2 separate regions of the Homo sapiens genome follow, and region 2 is linked to region 1. The links are chromatin contacts, found by Hi-C or POLR2A ChIA-PET in ENCODE. All regions are on one chromosome and are shown on one strand. The core of a region is the stretch at or near the end of the contact, and the rest is flanking DNA. Distances in the headings are between cores, read along the strand shown. Region 1 holds the start of BMP10 (bone morphogenetic protein 10). Region 2 has its middle 17 kb from the start of DYSF.

Region 1 (3,482 bases), core at 712-3,211:
GCGGCTGGGTTGTTTACTAAGAGATGTGTTCCTGCCCTCAATAATCTCCAGTAATAATAAGCACAGTAAACTCCACATCCTGACCTGGATCATCCAGATACTCTATGAGAGAAGTGAGAACGGAAAACGTTTCTAGTTTTCCAGGGGATGCAAACAACATTTTCTCACCCACACCCTGAGCCAGACACTTAGGGCTCAGTGCTGAGAAGTATTAGGGAGGGTTCTTACAGGAGGAAGTTGTTCATTTTCAATTCAGACTCACCTCCAAAAGCAATCTGTAATCTCAACTTGCCATTTCCATGAGAAAGATATTATGAATTATAAATTTTGGCAGCCAACTCAATTTTAAAGGGAGATAATATCTTAGGGACTAAGGAATACCTACTCAACATTTATTCCAGTACCTAGAATATTAAGTAACTCATTAGTAGTCACTAAAGTTTGATCAGCACTTCATAGTAAATGGAGTGCTTTCTTATCTGTAACCTCCTTTGAGTCACTCAACTATGTTATGTAGGTATTATTACTCCCACTTTATAGATGAGGAAATTGAGGCTCTGAGGCATCAGCTAATTATTCACAACCACTAAGCCAACTAGCTCTCAAAATCCCAAATCCTGAGCTATTTCTTCACTATTACCTTTCTTCTTTCAAGAACATCTGGCCAATATTAACGGGAAGCTTCTTTTATACCTGGTTAGTGACTATAAAAGCATAACTGGCAAAAATTAAATTAGTTCCTTTGGACCTTCAGCTTCTACTATAGATATCTAGATATCAGGGGTTTTTTTTCCTACTAGGACCATATTAACCAAAAAACAAACAAACAAACAAACAAACAAAAACATTAACTTGCTAGCTCATTAGATTTAGTTACCAAATTTAAAGACCTAAGAGAAGAAAACACACTTTTCCCACCAATAATTCAAAGCTTGTACGTTGCTCTTTATAAAGACGGAAATGATGAGCTGGATGATTAATGGGCCATCTACACTTCCTGGAAACTGTAAACAGTGCTTTAAGGATGTACATGACACATCAAACAACACAGCCTTAGGAAGAATCTTTAAAATATATTTCCATCCTGTTTGAACATTTCTTAAATAAGGTCACAAAATAAAAACTTATCAAAAGTTTGAACAAAACACAAATCACAATTTGATGTTTTTTGACTGTTTTTACCCTTTTTATTCTAAGTAGAAGTTGAGAAATTTTTTAGTTAATTAAAAGCCCATATGGCAATCAAGGCCTATTTGGAAAATGACAAAGGTACGGCAGTAGACCAACATTAATTCTTTGTATTACTTGGTGTTCAAATTAACATTTTTTAAAAGGACCCAATTATGATGTCAAATTGATAGATGTTTTGTGGCTTTGGATTAAAAGATGTTTGTAAGTATTTTTCGAGGTTCCTGAAATGACTATATAATTGGTATAGAACAAAATGTGCCTTGTTTTTGTGTATCCATATGTATTTAACATCCTTATATAGATGTATTTACCCTTACCTATATCATTCCCATGCATTGTAAATTTACTTATTGTGTCTTGAAAAAAATCCTAGCAAAATTTCATCAGCAAAAACTTACCTTCATTCTTGAAACTCCTAATGATGTTGGCAGAGGGCATGGAGGTCCGATCTGTTGCAAATTTGTTGTAGAGTTCCAACATGTACTCTGGTGGGTCCACCTTGGCTGAATCCTGCGTGGGGATGTCAGAGAGGTTTAGTGTCTTAAGAAACTCATCCTTCATGCTCTGGAGCAGTGTGTTAAAGTCGACACCGTCTTGCTCTGAGAAAACATCACCAAAGAGGGACATATCTTCTTCCAGAGGAGACTGCTCTAGGTTCATGATGGGGCTGCCAGAAACCAAGTAAGCTGCCAGGCAGAAAAGAGCGCACAGTGTCAGGACCAGAGAGCCCATGACTCCGCTCGAGCTCCTAGGCCAAGCCAGGAAGGTTTAGCTTCCCTGGGCTCTAAGTGGCAGTTTTATCTTGTGGAACGTAAATGTCTCCTGTCACTGGAGACAAGTTTGGAAACTCTTCCTCTCTCTCTCCCTCCCCCTACCACTCTTCCTCTCCCCCTAAAAGTCAGGTTGCAGTAATTGGATAACAAAATCCCCTATAGGGGCCTAGCCTTTCTTATCTCCCTAGTGTAAACTTGTGCACCAGAATTTGTTTCTATCTTGCAATCCCTATTTCTTTTAATGAGCATTTTGTAAACATTTCCACATTCTGACACTGGTTGAGAGATAGGACAATTTTCTCTTTGCAAAGGCTCTGCTTCTCTTCCCTTCAATTCACTTCCTTTCAGCAGGAATGCCTAAATTCTGTTTTTATGGGGCTTAGTTTCACACATGCATATAATAGGTATAAGAATCAACATAATGCACATCAATGGTGATACATGTTAATTTGAGAGGTAGGGCTCAGATAAACACTTGTGAAGACAGACCAAATATCCAAACTTTCCAAGTTTAAGTTAATAGCTATAAATGAATTATATAAATTTTTAGAAGTGTACCTTTTTAGAAACAGGAAAGTATAAACTTCATGATTGACAGGCTTTTTCCTACCTATTTGATCTGGCTAAAATAGCATTTGAAAAATAGGGCAAGTGCTTAGTTATACTGGCAACTAGAATTTATTAGATGCTTCCTACAAACAGGCATTGTACTGAGTGCTTTACACCTATCATCAAGTGTGCTCCTGTAATAACCGTATCATTATCTCCATCACATATATGGGTCAGTGAAGTGCCATAGCTTGCCAGAGGCCACAAAGTTGCAAAGTGATGGGGCCACAATTTCAACCAAGGCAGCCTGATTCTTATGAAGAATAAAACAGTCACACTTTTAAACCACTCTTCTACCAGACTAGGGCATGGGCAATAATGCTGAGAGGCCAACACGTCCCCAGATCAGCCTGGAGGCAGGAGGCAGGCAGAAATTTGTAGCTGGATGTGGACCTCAGGTCCTCCATCTGTGCAATGAGTTGTTAATATAACCAACATCTCTGCGAAATTCATCCTTCTGACTCAATCAAAATTGTCATCAAGAGGCTCCAGCAAAAGCTTGGTGTGATGGTTAATACTTACTGTCAACTTGATTGGATTGCAGGATGCAAAGTATTGATCCCGGGTGTGTCTGTGAGGGTGTTGCCAAAGGAGATTAACATTTGAATCAGTGGGCTGGGAAAGGTAGACCCACCCTTAATCTAGCTAGGCACCATCTAATCAGCCGCCAGCACGGTTAGAATATAAAGCAGGCAGAAAAACGTGAAAAGACGAGACTGGCCTAGACTTTCAGCCTATCTTTCTCCCATGCTGGATGCTTCCTGTCCTTGAATATGGGACTCCAAGTTCTTCAGTCGGGGAACTTGGACTGGCTCTCCTCGATCCTTAGCTTGCAGACAGCCTATTGTGGGACCTTGTGATCGTGTGAGTTAATACTTAATAAACTCAGAAATATATCTCCATCCCCTA
Region 2 (3,482 bases), core at 473-2,972, 2.6 Mb after region 1:
AATAAGAGAACTTTTAAAAGCCAGATTCCTGGGCCATTCCCAGAGATTTTGATTGAGTAGGTCTGGGAGTGGAGGGGGACCCAGATGTCTCCATTTTTTACAAGAAGATTCTGATGCAGGAGATGTTTAGATTGATAGTACTTTAAGAAACACTAGGCCAGTCACAGTGGCTCACATCTGTAATCCCAGCACTTGAGAGGCTGAGGCAGGATTGCTTGAACCCAGGAGTTCAAGACCAGCCTGGGCAACGTGGCAAAACACTGTCTCTGTAAAAAAACAACAACAACAGCAAAACACATAAGTCAAATATTCACTTCTCTTGGTGCCCCTTTTCCAAAGTCCTGGCCATCAGCCAAGGGGGAAACAAAGTGAGACATTTGTTGCCCTCTTAACTCCTAAAGATGTTCTTTAGGCCTTTTCTGGTGATATCTTCCCATGAATCAACAGGAGTCCTTTGGTGTATGAGCTTCAGAAAGCTTTCTGGCCCCTCTCTGCCCTGAGACATGCAATAGGGACACCCAAACCTGCTCCTTTTGCCTGCATCAGCTCTGCCTGTGCCTTCATTTTGCACCCTACTCGGGAACCAGCCATCAGCAGCACCTGACTCTTCTCACTGCTGGGGCCTATAACAGGTTTCCTCACATTTGCTAGGATTGCTGCATCCTGGGATGTTGTGGCCTCTTCCAGAAGATGAGATAACCCCACTTTGGAAAGAAGTCGAACTCCTGTTCTGTTCCTCACTCTTATCACCCTGGTTTGGATCTCCCTCACTTCTCAGAGGCCTTCTATGTGTGTATTACTCAGGGTTCTCCAGAGAAACAACCAATAGGAGGTGTGTGTGTAGAGAGAGAGTAAAATGGAGTAGAAACAGTAAATAAATATCTGTTACGAGATTTGACTCATGCTATTATGGAAGCCAAGAAGTCCTACAATATGCCATCTTCATATTGGAGAATCAGAAAAGACCACACGTTGGGAATGGAGGTGGGGGGGGCCCACCAGGAGCTCAGCTGTGATGTCCGAGAGCAGGAGATGAATGTCCAGCTCAAGAAGAAAGAGTGGCTCTTCTAACAATCGCTGTGTGTGGAGGCTTTCCTTCGTGCTGTCTAGAGACTCCTCACCCTCTGGACTAAATCCAAAAGGAGGACTGTGCACACAGACTGACCTGTTCACATTAGTCCCAGAGCTGCGCTCTTGCAGCTCAGCAGATAGGCCGCTCTTCACTCCCTGCTCAAGAGGAGTGAGGGCTTTCAGAAGCCCCTGCACCTTCATGCTGAGCTCACTCCTTTCCATTGTATCAGCAGCCATGCCTGAACAAAAAATAGTTTCTATTTATTGAGTGTTTACTGTTTATTATGGTAGATTCTTGGGAAATTGAAACTCTCTGACACTACCATTAGTTTTTCTTCTTAGGGGAAGCAGATGAAATGACCAGGCTGTTACCAGGGTCTATGGTCCTTAGCAAGCTTTGCAAAGATCTGTGGTTTTTACAGAAGACAGAGAACATAGAAATAATGTAGTGTGTTCACATTACCTCTTTGGCGAAAAACCTGTTGTTGTTGTTTTTCTATTTTCTGTTGGAAAATAGTATCAAACTTGTCCCTTAGTTTCTCAGTGAAATTGGAGAGCCACCTCCCTCCCTTTCGTTTCTGTCCTGAAACAGTAAAGTAGTAAAAGTGGCCTGAAAACCACCCCTCTTTAACAGTGGTTGGTTGTGTTGACAAAGCCTTGGTGTACTCGTTTCCTGTGGCTGCTCTAACCAATTGTCACAACCATGGTGGCTTAAAAACAACAAATTTATTCTCACAGTTTTGGAGGCCAGAAATTCAAGATCAAAGTGTCATCAGGGCCACAAGAACTTGTTCTTTTATAGCAAGAAACAGAACTGTGCTTCATGCTCAGGAGTTGGATGTTGCAGTGAGCTATTTTGCCACCGCACTCCAGCCTGGGTGACAGAGGGAGACTGTCTCTAAAAAAATTAAAAATAAAAAGAATTGCATTTCAAGTTAACCTAAGTAAAATGTGCAGCGACTCACTATAAAGACACTGGGCATGTTGGTCTGGATCCCTGGCTGCTAGCTACAGCAGCCAAGCCTGGATATCTGAAGCAAGAGAGGATTTCAGAAGAGCTTTGGGGGCTAACAGAATGGAGGGAGGTTGGAGAACTTGGCTTTGGTTATGGACAGGACTCGCACAGCAGGCGCCCTACCTGGTCATTTGCTGTCACACGGCAGCTGCCATGTCTGACTTCCTGAAGCTCAAGAACTTGTTTCAAGTCTTGGGAGAGAGCATCCAACTGTCTGAGCCTAGGCCACACTGCCCAGTGACACAGAGTGGGAGGCCCTATCTCTAAAGCTTCCAGAAAAAAGGCAGGCACTTCTGCCCACCAAGAGGGGTGGGAAAAGGATGTTTTAGGAAGAGGGAGATTAAAAGCTGGAAGCCAAAAATGGCAAATATCCACCACAAGGACTATCTCAGCACTCACAGGCAGGGAGACTCAAGGAATGAGAGCCAGGAACAACAACCAGAAGGGTCTCTTTCTGGATCTTGTTTTCCCCACCTCACCCCCTACACGTGATCTCTTTTTCTCTGACTGCGAAACTTTCTCCACTTCATGTGCGGGGCCCCTTCTGAGCCTCCCATTTTATTCATCTCAGCTCCAGCCACACAGAAGCTAGCTTCTCTCAGTCCCAATTCCACGTTTTTGGGAGAGAGAATGTGATTGATTCAGGTTGGGTAGTCTCAGAGAAAGTGATTCTTTTAAATAGAGAAGATACCCCAAACATGTCCTACAATTTGGGGGCAGACATGCTCACTAGAGGTTTATTTCTGCACAGACTGGGCTGTGCAGAAAAAGTTTGAAGACAGCCTTCTGTATGAATAAAGTAGTGAAGTTGTGAGGAAGGTGTTTAACCTATACAGAAAACTGGCTCTTTTCTTTTTTTTTTTTTTTTTTCCTGAGATGGAGTCTTGCTCTGTCGCCCAGGCTGGAGTGCAGTGGCATGATCTTGGCTCACTGCAAGCTCCACCTCCCAGGTTCACACCATTCTCCTGGCTCAGCCTCCCGAGTAGCTGGGACTACAGGCGCCCGCCACCATGGGGTTTCACCATGTTAGCCAGGATGGTCTCGATCTCCTGACCTTGTGATCCACCCGTCTCGGCCTCCCAAAGTGCTGGGATTACAGGCGTGAGCCACTGCACCCAGCCAAACTGGCTCTTTTCAAATCACTGTAGCCACACCATATTTGCAAGCAGCTAGCTGCTTCTTAGGTCCAATTTTAGCTCTGCCACAGAGCAGGTTCATGTTACTTTATACATCTGAATAGAGCCAAACTGTACTTCTTTAAAAATAGACCATAATTTGGGCTTTCCCTACATCAACAGGGCCTCCTGCCCTTCTTCCCAAAGCAATTAAATTTTACTCCCTCCTTGCTATCTTTCTGTAAAATTTGAATCTGAAAAATGCTTGCCACAGACAAGGT

What was found. Hi-C counts contacts between places; a loop is a spot of excess contacts on that map. ChIA-PET counts read pairs that join two places held with the same protein, here RNA polymerase II (POLR2A).
Region 2: a loop to region 1 is called in a map of vagina, with 12 times the contacts of the local background. The contact joins the enhancer-like site here to the promoter of BMP10 in region 1. A Hi-C loop is called at or near these places in 1 of 168 maps with a recorded cell type or tissue (vagina). POLR2A ChIA-PET finds 5 or more read pairs at or near these places in 1 of 52 experiments (OCI-LY7).

The regions. Positions count from the first base shown.
Region 1 is chr2:68,869,436-68,872,917 of GRCh38, forward strand. BMP10 (bone morphogenetic protein 10) reads right to left here and starts at 1,962. Exons shown (of 2, transcript NM_014482.3): 1 at 1,590-1,962. The coding sequence starts at 1,923. RefSeq lists a silencer at 1,778-1,938.
Region 2 is chr2:71,447,794-71,451,275 of GRCh38, forward strand. No RefSeq gene overlaps it. Among named protein-coding and RNA genes, the nearest start is that of DYSF, 17 kb to the right of the region's middle. RefSeq lists a silencer at 3,129-3,315. Within about 2 kb of position 1,723, at least 2 of the 41 ENCODE cell types and tissues checked have a DNase peak (open chromatin) inside an H3K27ac peak, as active enhancers do.